Regions from separate parts of the Homo sapiens genome. Here region 1 is linked to region 2. A link is a contact called in ENCODE Hi-C or POLR2A ChIA-PET data. All regions are on one chromosome and are shown on one strand. The core of a region is the stretch at or near the end of the contact, and the rest is flanking DNA. Distances in the headings are between cores, read along the strand shown.

Region 1 (7,084 bases), core at 3,053-5,552, 310 kb after region 2:
GGATGTGGAGCCATTCTCTGGGACCAGAGATATCCAGTTTATTTCAAGACTCTGGAAGACTGGGTTTTCAGACACCTATGAACTGACAGGACTGCCTTTGTCTGTCATAAAGTTCCTTATTGCCAGACTGCTGGCCAGGTTTAGGGGAGAAGGGGGGGTCACCATACTGGAGATGCTGAGGGTGAGTGAGGGAGTGTAGGGTGGAAAGGCAGACAAATAAACCATATCTGCATACCCCTTCCCCATCAGCTCCCATACTGGTCATGGCCCATTTCTTCACACAACAAGAGTCTTCACCAAGGTTGCTAGCTGCAATGGTACAGTCCAGCTAGCTGCAGCAAAAAGGGGGAATTTACTGTAAGGAGCCTGGGGTGTCTCAGAATATCCATGGGATGGAAGCTGCTGCACGACACAGAGGGACTGGAACCAGGAGCAGAAGTCATCAGAAAGCCAGAACTCAGCTTCTCGCTCTCTGAGGCCACGTAGTCACTCCTTTCTGCTTTTCTTGGCAGCTTTCTCTGCATCTCTGAGCAGTTTGCAGAGGACTGCAACTGCACAGCTCTAGAGGCTACCAGTCTTTAATTCAAGGGACCAGCCAAGACTGACTAGTGCTCTAAAGTCCCAAGACCAAATTACTGGGAGACAGAGACTAACAGAACAGCTTAGGTCAGTTGTCCACTTTCCAATCAGCTATAGCCAGGAGACCAGGGTCACATGGCTGCCTGTGGACCAAGGTCAGGGTGGAAAACATCATCAATGGTGTCCCAAGTTAAATGGCTTGTCCTCTGTGAAGACCCTCTGATCAATCCTATGGAGGAAGTGACCTCTCTCCTGAATACCCACAGCACTTTCTCTTCTTGACATGTATTGCTTTCTATCTTGTGTACTATTATTTTTACAAACATCTCATCCCCTCTCCCACTTATCTATAAGCAAGTTTGTTTATCTCCATATATTTCACAGCTTGCACAAAAAAAGATATATTTAATAATTATCCAAAGTCATTGATAATCTTCAGATAAATCAATTTTCAGGAACTTAAGCAACTTGGCCAAGTGTTTCATTTCACTGAATTGTCCAGGCTTGATTAAATGCAATTAATTCAACCAATTTTTATTGAGTGCCTTCTACACACCAGACTGCTGAGGACACAACACTGAACAAGACAAAGTCCATACCCCATTGAGCTTCCAGTGTAGTGGTGAAGACCATCAATCAGTCAACACCGTTTCCTCTAAACTAGGCTTTCAGCTGGGTGCCAAGGATAGAAATGTGTAAGTCTCCAGCATTGCCCTGGAGGAGTTGTCTCCCTGGGGCAGGGCAGTGGTGGTGGGGTAGGGGGGAAGGTCACAGATGAATGCTCCGATATGTTGCTGTGCAACATGACAGTATTATTAGTTAAGGGTTGGGGAGGAAGTGCCGTAAGACCCCAAAGAGAGAGTGATTTACCACCTGGAGGAGGAGGGTGTGGTCAAGGGAGGTTTTGCTAAGAACAGTGACACATGACTGAACTTGAAGGGTGAATAGGAGTTTGCCAGGGAGAGTGGGAGTTGAGTATGTGAGTGTGCATGTGTTTAGGAAACCGGGATGGGGAAAGGAGACAGGAATGATGGTGATCAAGCCCTTCCAGATGAAGTCATTTATCTGGAAAAAGATTTTAGGCATTGTGAAAGAGCTGCTGTGTCTGGAGGAAGGTGAGACATTTAGTATATCTGGAACACAAAAAATATGGGGAAAAGAATGGGGAGATTGGCCCTGGCCCCTCCTGGCCGTGTGTGTTAAGTCCGGGAGGCAGTGGGTAAGTAGCCACTGCCAATTGCCTTGGGGTCTGGAAGGCAATGATGTTGGCTGGGCATGAGGACCAGGCACAGCCTGGAGACCAACCACCTCTGGCCAGAAACATATTCCAGAAGGCCTTAGGATGAGACATTACTCCTGCCTGTGGTCGTTGACCTCTGGCTTATGGAGCGAGATGGCTGCATGCTGAGATTCTGGTGAAATTTGTCACTCCCAAATTGCAACCTTCCTCAGAAAGCACTGGATCTTCTAACTTTCACTCTCTCCCTAGTAGAGTGGGATTTTCTAAATTTTGCAATTGAATTTAAGAAATCAAAGAAAGTTGTCCATTCGTAGTTTAAAAAAAAAAAAAAACCACAGATGTCTGCCTCCAGACCCCTGTGTCCTTTGAATTACAAGCCTGTAGCCCATGGCCTTCTAGCCAATGATATGAGTGGGACTAGAGATGAGGGATTTCCATGGACTGCTCCTGCTCTGGAATGTTCCTTGGAGATGACAGATCTGCTCTCCACTGTCCTCATGTGCCTGGAGGCGGGGGGTGGAATGGAGGCAACTTCCTGGACCTTTCCCTGGCCAGACTCAAGGCCATTGGCACCTGGTCCTTGTCTCTTTCCAGCTCTGTCTCTGTGCCCTCCCCATTCCTGGTCAGCCTCCAGCACTGTTGGCCCAACTGCCTATCTCAGACCTCTATGGCTCTGGGTCAGTCTTAGACAAACTACTCCCTCTTCTCTCCCTGTCAAGCATCACTTATCCTTCCGGTCAAAGTTCTGTGTCTCTATAAAGGCTTCTCCATCCCACCTGAGTCAGACCCAAGAGCTCCCTCTTCTGTGCTGTCCCAGCACTTTTGAGTCACTTCTATTATTACCCCCACTTCCTTGGAGGACAGTTATCTGTTCTTATGTTCATATTGTTCTTATGTTCTTAAGTAGACTGAATTTCTTGGGGACTAGACCTTAATCATCTCTATATCCCTGGTCATGAGCAACAGTGCCTGACACATCACAGACTCACAATACATACTCTGTTTGTCAATGAAGGGTGATTACCTGGGTATCTTGACTGTTGGGATTGAGGTAGGATGAAGGCAGCTTTGGGAAGAACTCCAGTGAGCAGAAAAAGGGAAGGGACATTTGGGTGGAAGAAACAGTTTGAACGAAGGCACCTCCATAGAAAGGCATGGACAAACATGGGAGCTTGCAGGAAAGGAGGGGAAGGGGAGGCTGCAGCACAGGGGGCTCCCAGCATGGTCCTGGGCTCCTTGTGTGCATCAGTGAATGCACCAGGCCTTTGCAGAAACTTGATGTATTGGCACTGATCCATAGAGAAGGGAACAGAGGCCCAGGAAGGAAGGTCACACAGCTTATGAGTTGGTGATGGAGATGGGATTAGACCATTCCATTAGACTTTAAAACACATGGCTTATTGGGGCCCTAGAGAACACCTAGTAATTCAGGTTGCCTGGTGCCTACAGTAAGTCAGTAGGTTGTGAGAGGAAAGGTGTACATGACAGAATTATATTATTCATAATATCTGGGTGGTTTTTTTTTCTGCCTTCCATGTACCAAAACCTGGGCTAAGCATTTTTATATATTACCTCATCAAAACGAACAGCACCTTTATCAAGCGATTACCCCTATTTTACAGATAAGGAAACTAAATGTCAGAGAGTTCAATAATTTTCCCAAGATCACGAAGCCAATAAGTGATGGAGTCATGACTTAAATTCAGGTCTTTTGGTGACACAACCCAGACTAATTGGGAAAGAGCTTCATGGGTAAATCGTGAGTCATACTTAATTTCAATTCCTGGTGACATAATGAGGGTACAAATTTTCAATTTTTTTTTTCTTTTTTTTTTGCCATGGGCAAGTTCCAAGCCTGGGCTTCTCTTCCAACACTGTCCCTCCCTTCCCTGTATAGTTCTGCTCACTTGTCCTGTCTTCTTGCTCTGTCCTCTATGCCCACATGTATAGAACTGGATCCCCAATCAAGGCTAACTGCTAGCCTTAAAGAAAGACCAATCTTCTGGCAGATAAGAAGGACTGTTAAGGAAGACGAGGGGACAGGAAAGCAAGGGGAATGTCAAAGAAATAAGGGGCCTGGCCAATATCTCAAGAACAGAAGCAGCTGTGGCCCTGGAAGGGCGAGGGGGACGTCATTTCCTTTTCCAGATCCCTTTTTTCCTTTGAGGTTCAGTCCCAAATGGGTAAAGTTCAAATACTAGTCTTACTCAGAATTCCCTAGTCCTGCTTGCTCAAAAGGTGGATTTTCTGGCCTCACTCCAATCTTCAAAACATCTTTTTGTGGGGCTTGAGAGTCTGCCTTTTAAAATAGCACCCCAGAGAGTCTACACATTGAGGGCCTTGGCTTCTGTAATGCAGTTACATCCATGGGCTTTCGCTGTTGCTGCTGAGAGAACTTGGGGTGCCAGGAAGTCGGGGTTGGATGCCTTCCAGTTCCCTGCCCTAATCAGAGGCATTGACCTGGAGGCCCTGTGTAGGAGTCCCCATCTTTCGGAATTAGTGATGTGGTTAGAGTAGCAACGTGACTCTCTGTGGACGGAAGAAGGTAGGTCGGATGTGAGAGTCTCCCTCCATGAACATGTGTGCGTCATCTGAGTCAAAGCTTGTATCTTTACTCTCAAAAACAAGTCATTTTTGTTCCTGTCAGCATCTTGGCCAGCCCACAACAAAGAGTACAAGCTGGATGCTTGTACTGTGCTGCGATAAAGAGGCCCAGACACAGGCCTCAGGTGATCCTACAGAGCATGGCTGGAGAGAACAGGAAAGGATTATTCCCCTGGGGGCTGATGGGGCTGCCTTCAGCAACACAAAAACATGCTTACAGAAAACTGCTGGAGGACATAGGAGTGATCTGCTTGCAATGAGGTTTTTCAACCACCAGGAATGGGGTGACCTAGTCCAGAGCCCTCTAATAAAGTGACTTTCAAACTGACTGCACTTCAAAATAATCCTAAGCTTTAACAAATAGAGATGCCCAGGCTTCATCCCAGATGTACAAAATTCAACTCTCAGGGACAGGGTCTGGGACTCTGTGCAAAGCCCCCTGGGAATTCTGGAACAACTAATCTGGCATTGCTCTAGGAAATAGCACTTGGAAAGCACTCCAGCAAGGTGGGAGGGAAAATTATTCCAGCTTGAACACTACAATATCAAGTAATCCTTTCTCTCTTCGCCCTGTCTCTTCCCTTCCCTTTCTTGCTCTCTGTAACAGGCAGGAGGCTCAGAAGAGCTTCTTCTCTCACGCTTCTTGCAGGGCAGTACAGGGAAAGATGTAGCTGTGTAAATTCCAGGAGGGCTTCAGGTATATTTAAATATGGGTTGCTTGCCACATTCACCTGCCTATCAAGTTTGCAGATGACAACTGCAGAATGTGGCACCCAGGTCTTGAAAGTCATGAAGCAGAATTGGATAACATCTGTCCGAGTCATGACAAAGAGGGTTCCTGTGCTGGGAGTGGGGGCTAATGAACCTGGAGATCCTTTCCAACACAGACATTCCCTGATGCCAATGATAACCTTTTCAAATTGTTGTTTTCTTGATTTTTATCTGTTTCTGGCACCTCATTTGATTCCCTATATGACAATAACCCCCAGGTTGAGTGCACTGAAATAATTTAGGTAATGAGAAGCTGAAAGTTACTACAGATGGAAGGAATTAGGGTGTATAAAGTGTGCATTGTGTGAGTCATAGGCTGTGTCTTTAAGCAACAAGCTTTTATTGGTGTCAGCATCTTTCCAGGTACAATGCAAACCCAGTGAGAATGAGATTTGGGGTTTAAAAGTGTTTCTGACCAGAGATGCCTGAGGGAATGACCCAGGGATCAAACAGAGATGCAAGAGAGCAAGGCTTCAAGGAAACTCACCTCAGCCTGTTTCCTCAACTGCTTTCCGCACCTTTGTTTGCGGGTGGAAGAATAGAAAATGGGCTTGAATTTTTCAATCTAAAATTCTCTGTTCAAACCTGAAATTCTCTTACCTTATAGGAAGAGCAGCTGTATCTTTCAAGGATAGAATGGGTGCTAACTGCATGGGTGAAATTATCTGAATCCCAGAGAAATGCTCTTTAGAAGAATCCACCAGACTCCTTCCTTTCTAAATCATACCCTTCTTTGAAGTTCCTTTCAATCCTTGGATCCTCTGTGGACACTGTTCTGATCATTCAAGCACTAAATGATCACCTGCTACCTGCTGTCTGCATACCTGGCTCTGCTTCTAGAGTACACACCTGTATCGGCACAATTTATTTAGCTATTAGTCATGTATGTGTTTCTGATAGCTCTCAGTTAGCTGCCTGGGATGGTTATTTACCTTTTTGTGCTAGTTTTACCTTCTCAATGGGACTTTGAGCAAATTAAGAGTGAAAACACATCTGTACTGATCCGTTTACATGTCCAATAAATAGATTTTAGTGCCAACTTGTGCAGCCATTGCTCTAGGTCTTGATACAGATATATACCAGGTGGTAGAGGCTATAAAGACAAAGCAGGCTAAGGGGAGTTAAGTGATAGATTCAGGAAAATCATTGAGCTGAAAAATGAATAATAACCTCATTCACTTTTTTCTGTTTATCAAAGAATGCCATATGCTAGATGCTAAAACAATTTACATCTGTGTGACTAGAGCAAGCCATTATAAAAAGGAAACAATCCAAATGGAAGAAATATTTTATCAGGCTGGAAAACACAGTTATTGAATTAAACTCCAAAATGGAAGCCATAGCTTACAAATGGACACTGCAGAAAACTGAATTAATGAGTAAAAGGCAAACTGAAGATAAATTTCCTAGAACACAAAAGCAAAAGATAAAGAAATGAAAATGAAAGAATAGAGTAAACGTGAAATACAGATATCAAAGAGCTAACCTACACATAACAGGAGTTCCTAAAGATAATGAACAGATTCTTTTGGAGCAGAAGCCATATGTAGAAAATATAATGGCTTTAAGTAAAATCTTATTTTAAAAACTGAATGCGCTTACTGTATTCATCAGGAGTCTGGATCGTGTCAGGCTCAGTTCAAACCAGCTTAAACAAAAAAGGAATTTTGCTGGCTCACTTAATGAAGTCCAAGGGTTCACTAGGAATCCATCCCTGCTGCTCTTGCTTTTTTCTGGGTTGCCATCATTCTTGGGAGGGTTGTTCCTGTAGGGTGACATTCAGTATCTCCAGACTCACATTCTCCCAGTTTACCAATCCCAGTGGAAAAGAGAGTTCTAATACATGTACCATTAACCTTGGGTTAATCCTCGTTGATTTTGATTGGCTTG
Region 2 (6,269 bases), core at 157-2,656:
AGCACAGCTGAGACTGGGCACCAGGCCACCTCTGTTGGGACCCACAGGAAAGAGTGTGGCAGCAACTGCCTGGCTGACCTTTCTATCTTCTCTAGGCTCAGGTACTGCTCCTCCATGCCCATGGCTGGGCCGTGGGGAGAAGAAGCTCTCATACGCCTTCCCACTCCCTCTGGTTTATAGGACTTCACTCCCTAGCCAACAGGAGAGGAGGCCTCCTGGGGTTTCCCCAGGGCAGTAGGTCAAACGACCTCATCACAGTCTTCCTTCCTCTTCAAGCGTTTCATGTTGAACACAGCTCTCTCCGCTCCCTTGTGATTTCTGAGGGTCACCACTGCCAGCCTCAGGCAACATAGAGAGCCTCCTGTTCTTTCTATGCTTGGTCTGACTGAGCCTAAAGTTGAGAAAATGGGTGGCCAAGGCCAGTGCCAGTGTCTTGGGGCCCCTTTGGCTCTCCCTCACTCTCTGAGGCTCCAGCTGGTCCTGGGACATGCAGCCAGGACTGTGAGTCTGGGCAGGTCCAAGGCCTGCACCTTCAAGAAGTGGAATAAATGTGGCCTTTGCTTCTGTTTCTGGTGGCTCTCCCTGGGCTGTGTCTGCAAGGCAGGGCTCTCAGCTGGGTGTGCTTGGCAACCAAGTGGGGTCTGGGCGGGGATCTGTGAGAAGTGCTGGGAAATGGGGGTGGGAATTGGTCATGTCCTGATTTCTGCCTTTCCCCTAAATGGGCCCTAATTTCAAGGAAGAACCCAAGGGGTGCCTTCCCATTCCTTCCATTCTCTTGCCCCCGCATCATTTGGAAAGCTGTGTGAGGGGCCTGGAACTTAGGGAGAAAGGTATTCTTCTTTTTTTTTTTCCTTCAAACCCACCATCTAAGTGGCTACTGCTTTTTTCCCATCTCCACAGCTATTCAAAACCTAGGCTATGTCCTAAATAGTGGGTTTGAATAGTATTATGGGTTATTTTAAGCATTCCTTCATTTTGTCTAGAATCTAGAGTGGTGCCTGGGCAAGGCATTCTGACTTTTGCAAACTGCTTGCAAATTTACCTCCAGCCTTCCCATAAACCAGAGCTGGACTACCCACCTACCTGGGTGGGTGAAGGAAGGGGAAGGGGAAATGCAGTAAGGTAGCCCCAGTAGGAGAGAGAGACGAGTGGGAAGCCCCACTGTGTGCTTCGAAGCGTGAAGACAGCATTATGCTTGACTGGAAATAACCCCAGAGATCCTTCCTGTCCATCTTCATGGGAGCCCCCACATCCTGAGGCCACTCTACTCACCTGGTAGGGCCAGAAATGGGGAAGGGTGAGTCCTGGAGGCTTCTGTCCTCTGTGGTGCTTCTCTGTGCAAAGACCAGCACTCTAAAGGCCTGGGGGAAGGTGGCTGGAGGTTGTTTCCTTGCATCAGGTCCAAGTGGCTTTGTGTTTGTTATTTGGGCCTCAAGCCCGTGGAGTCACTTAAGCCCAGGGGTTCAAGTCCTGGGGCCTCAGAGACCAGCTGCCGCCTTGATGTTCCTGGGTACTAGACCACCTCTCGTCCACTCTGCTGGCCTGAATTTCTGGCCAACACTTCCAGCCCATGAGTGGCCCTTCAGGGAAGTCCCACAATGGGTTTTCCCTGGCAGCAACAGCTTGCAAAACCCCATGTGCTTGGTGGAGCTCAGTGAAGGAGCCAGGGGATCCCTGAATGCCAAATACAGATTTTTGGGAGATGATATGATCCAGGCTGTATGATCTCATGAGCAAAGCCTATGAGATGTGGCGGACAAACTCACTCAAAGGCTTCAGTTCAGTTGTTTTTTTTTTTTAATTTTCCTTCTTTTTTTTTTTTTGGCAGGGTTTTGCTCTGTTGCCCAGGTTGCAGTGGAATGGTATAATCTTGGCTCACTACAGCCTCGACTCACTGTAGTGATCAAGCGATCACCACTACTACTCACTGTAGGACCAAGCAATCCTCCTGCCTCAGCCTTCCAAGTAGCTGGGACTACAGGCGTGCACCACCACACCCAGCTAATTTTATATTTTTTGTAGAGATGAGGTCTCACTATGTTGCACAAGCTGGTCTTGAACTCCTGAGCTCAAGCAACCCTCCTTTCTTGGCCTCCCAAAGTGTTAGGATTACAGGCGTGAGCCACCACGCCCAGTGGCTTCAGTTCATTTCTATGCAAGGCAGAGCTGCTGACATCAGTGCCTCCCTGGATCTGAGGTTCTGCAGAGCTGCTGATTCCATCTCAGTAGGAAATGAGGAACTGGACCAAGACCCAGAACAACCCATAAGATCCTCAGGTGTCTGAAGACCTCTTTAATGTACCTCTCCATTCTCTGCAGTGATTCCTAACATAACACTTAAAATGAAAAGAGCCCATTCAGTTCACCAGACATGATCTGAGCCCTTACAGTGTACCAGGCCCACGGGATGCTGGAACTACAGAGGTGACTAAGCCACCTTTCTGGCTCATGGGGAGCTCACCTCTATGGGGGAAGACAGGTATGCCACAGATAGCTTCCCATCATGGAGGAGGTGCTATGCTAGGAATGCAAACATCCAGTGTGGTCCTGAGTCACCATCCTCACAGGGGAGGGTGCTTAGGTCAGGCTGGGAAACTTCCTAAGTGTCAGGGAGTGACTGAGAACAGGTGAATCCAAAGTGGTCTTAGCAGGTGAGCAGGTGATACCTAGCAAAGAAGGTGTGGGAGGCATTCCTGGCCGTGGGAGCAGCAGTGGCACAGGCATGGGAAGAGCTACTAGTATTTCTATATGACTGGAGAGTAGGTTAAAGTAGGATGCTGGTATTGTGGAAAGGGAGGAGCCAGTCCAAAAGGTCCTTGCAGGCCACACTGAGGAACTTGGACTTTACCCCAGAGGACCACAGAGAGGTTTTAGGTCAAGTCCAACTGGTATTTTAAAGATACTACTCCTCGGTGCCCGTGTGGTGAGTGGAAAGTTGTGGGTAGGAATAGATTAGCTATGTGCATAAAGTGCCTAAAACTCAATATTATTATTATTATTGTTATTATGTGAGACGCAGTTTTGCTCTTGTTGCCCAGGCTGGAGTGCAATGGCACTATCTCGGCTCACCGCAACCTCTGCCTCCCGGATTCAAGCGATTCTCCTGCCTCAGCCTCCTGAGTATCTGGGATTACAGGCGTGTGCCACCACGCCCGGCTGATTTTGTATTTTTAGTAGAGGCGGGGTTTCTCCATGTTGGTCAGGCTGGTCTTGAACTCCTGAGCTCAGGTGATCCACCCACCTCGGCCTCCCAAAGGGCTGGGATTACAGGCATGAGCCACCGCACTGGCCCCAAACACAGTATTATTAACACAATAGTTCTCTGCATACTCCGCTCACCTTCCCCATCCCCTCCCCACCTCATTCAGCTATGAGCCCCTGCACAGGGTAGGTAGAGGAAACAAGTTCTTGTCTCGTATGGGCTGAGTCGGGGGCTCAGATCAGTCACAGATATCTGGGAAGATTCCATGTGGCATTCAGATTCATGGCTAGCAGCCTCTTAAAACAGGCTGATCCAAGCTAAAAGGGGGCCTAACTGGAAGGATGAGGGGGCCTGTCCCAGGAACCCAGGCAAGAAGTACAGTCAGTTCTGGAGGGCAGGGCGCTACAGGGCTATATCTCTCTTTCTCTCCCAGAATCCACACAGTTTCCTCTCTTGAGACTGGTGTCCTGGTTTCAAAACACATATTCTGGGATCCCACTCAGCTCCTGAATCCAATCCGTAAGGGTGTGGCTCAGGAATCTGTATTATTGATGAGCTTCCCTGGTGATTCTCACACCAGCTCAGGTTTGAGAACACTGAGGCAGAGTTTACAAAGATCCTGCAGAGGGCATGTGAATGGCCCAACAGAGGCCAATTGGCAGTGCGTGGTACACTGGACCAGGCACCCCACTCCACACCCACCCTGAGAGCTGAGGCCAGGGCAGCCAGTCTAAGGACAGGATGGATCTCAACCATGGCCAGGCCACCCTCCTACTGGAACCACCGTTTGCTTTCATGGAGCCACCTTGCTTCAGTATCCTCACAGGATTGCTGCAACTGGTCATTTTGGGTTCACTTCCAAACTGCTTCAAAGATTTTTATTTATGTTTATATATTTATTTTTTTTTAAGACAGAGTCTCGCTCTGTTGCCCAGCTGGAGTGCAGTGGTGCGATCTTGGCTCACTGCAACCTCTGACTCCCTGGTTCAAGTCATTCTCCTGCCTCAGCCTCCCAAGTAGCTGGTACTACAGGCATGCACCACCACGCCCAGCTAATTTTTGTATTTTTAGTAGAGACAGGGTTTCACCACGTTGGCCAGCATGGTCTCGATCTCCCGATCTCCTGATCCGCCCACCTCAGCCTCCGAAAGTGCTGGGATTACAGGCATAAGCCACCGTGCCCGGCCTATATTTTTATTTATTTATTTATTTATTTATTTATTTATTTATTATTTATTTATTTGAGACAGAGTGTCACTCTGTCCCCCAGGCTGGAGTTCCGTGGCGTGATCTCGGCTGACTGCAACCACCTCCCAGGTTCAAGCCATTCTCCTGCCTCAGCCTCCCGAGTAGCTGGGTCTACAGGTGCCCACTACTATGCCTGGCTAATTTTTGTATTTTTAGTAGAGATGGGGTTTTCACCATGTTTGGCCAGGCTGGTCTCAAACTTCTGACCTCAGGTGATCTCTCTGCCTCGGCCTCCCAAAGCGCTGGGATTATAGGCGTGAGTCACCGCGCCCAGCCATGCTTGGATGATTTTTTCAAGGGTGGAATTCTGGCTTCTTTTCCCCGATCTCACAAAGGATCCTTAATCAGGCAACCCCAATGGGAAGTGTTAAGGAATAGCCAGGCTGACCTGAAGTAGCTTCAGTTTCTGTTCCTTGGAAGCTCAGAATGACTGCGGCTGGAGCAGTGTGGCTCCCTTCCCTTCATTCTTCAGCGGAGACAGAGGAGGAGGGGTGAGATAAGAGGTGGGAGTGAGAAAGGAGAGAGGGAGGGGGAGATGAAGAGGGATGGAGAGGGAGATAGTGGATGAGCAGGGCACAGGGAGAGGAAGCAGAAAGGAGAGGCAAGACAGGGAGACACAGAGCACAGAGGAGGAGACAGGTGGGGGCTGGGGTGGGGCAGGGAGAGCCTGTGAGGTCACCCAGGCCACCCTGCTCTCGCTGGTCTGTTGTAACCCAGTCCATGGCTTCCTGCCACTGCAGTGGGCCCAGGGCTGGCTTAGTGCTGGAATGCAAGTGGCTGTGGCTTGGAGCCTCCCCTCTGGCTGAGGGAAAAAAATTGCTGACAAATCTGCTTGGAATATCTGAGTTTTTCCAACGCGGAAAGAAAACACACACACACACACACACACACACACACACACACACACACGCCAGTCTTATCATAAGCCTGGCAGAGCAGCTCAGGATGGAAAAATTTCATAATTGAGATGGATGGAGGAGGTGCCACTAAAACTGGTGGAAAACAAGCCCCACCTGCCCCCACTCTACGTGATGACACCTTTCCAGGAGCCCTCAGATCCCTCCCTGCTTTTGTCCCCCCTTGATCTGCCCTTCTTGTCCCCAAGTACTGTCAAGGACCTAGGAGATCCCCTTGGGAGCACTGGAGTTTGGTGACATACAGAAAGCCCATTCCACCAAGAGTCGAGATGGTGCCCCACCAGCCCTCAACCCTGGCCAGCTACAAACATCTGGAGGCAGGAAATTCACCCAGTGACCAGAATCTTGGAGGAGGTACATGAGTCTTAAATGGAGCTCCCAATACTACTCCAACTTCTACCCAGCCCCAGCAGGTCCTCGGGGACCCTCCATGCTCCCCAAACCAAACGATTCCTCCATCTCTCCATCTCTGGGTGCAGGAGGCGTGGCTTGAAGAGACGTTAAGAAAAAAAATCCTGGAATAGGTACAGGTTAATGGGCATCTCCAGTTAGCCCTGCACAGTGGGATCAGAAAGACCACTAAGACCCAAGCAAGGGAGGCAAACATGTACAAACTGAGCTGCAACTCATGTTAGGATAATCTGAACTTCAAAGGCACAATGGGCTTCTTGTGAGATCCCAGGGAAGGAGCCATGAGTGAGGTCTGGGTGACTGTGAAGGCTCTGGAGGACCTGGCGTTTGGACTAGACCTTGGGAGTGGAGCAGGGTTTCCACAGGGAGAGGAAACTGGGGAAAGATTTTGCTGATCCTTCAAGCTGCACCTACAAAGTGAGATCAGAGATTCTGAGCCCTGCCCTTTCTACCACACCAGCTGGGCAGGACAAAGGCAAATTCATGGATCT

Evidence for each region. Hi-C counts contacts between places; a loop is a spot of excess contacts on that map. ChIA-PET counts read pairs that join two places held with the same protein, here RNA polymerase II (POLR2A). Pooled maps may share reads with other maps.
Region 1: a loop to region 2 is called in a map of K562, with 2.8 times the contacts of the local background. The contact joins the enhancer-like site here to the promoter of IKBKE-AS1 in region 2. A Hi-C loop is called at or near these places in 3 of 168 maps with a recorded cell type or tissue (K562, MCF 10A and mammary epithelial cell), 2 of 37 single-sample maps with no recorded cell type and 11 of 50 pooled maps. POLR2A ChIA-PET finds 5 or more read pairs at or near these places in 1 of 52 experiments (activated CD4-positive, alpha-beta T cell).

Annotation. Positions count from the first base shown.
Region 1 is chr1:206,799,034-206,806,117 of GRCh38, forward strand. The region is part of intron 2 of IL19 (interleukin 19); the gene reads left to right. Among named protein-coding and RNA genes, the nearest start is that of IL10, 30 kb to the left of the region's middle. RefSeq lists an enhancer at 4,145-4,194. Within about 2 kb of position 4,303, at least 6 of the 41 ENCODE cell types and tissues checked have a DNase peak (open chromatin) inside an H3K27ac peak, as active enhancers do.
Region 2 is chr1:206,496,322-206,502,590 of GRCh38, forward strand. It overlaps IKBKE-AS1 (IKBKE antisense RNA 1), which reads right to left and starts at 1,407. Exons shown (of 2, transcript NR_172918.1): 1 at 1,273-1,407. It overlaps IKBKE (inhibitor of nuclear factor kappa B kinase subunit epsilon), which reads left to right. Exons shown (of 22, transcript NM_014002.4): 22 at 1-568. RefSeq lists an enhancer at 1,352-1,501.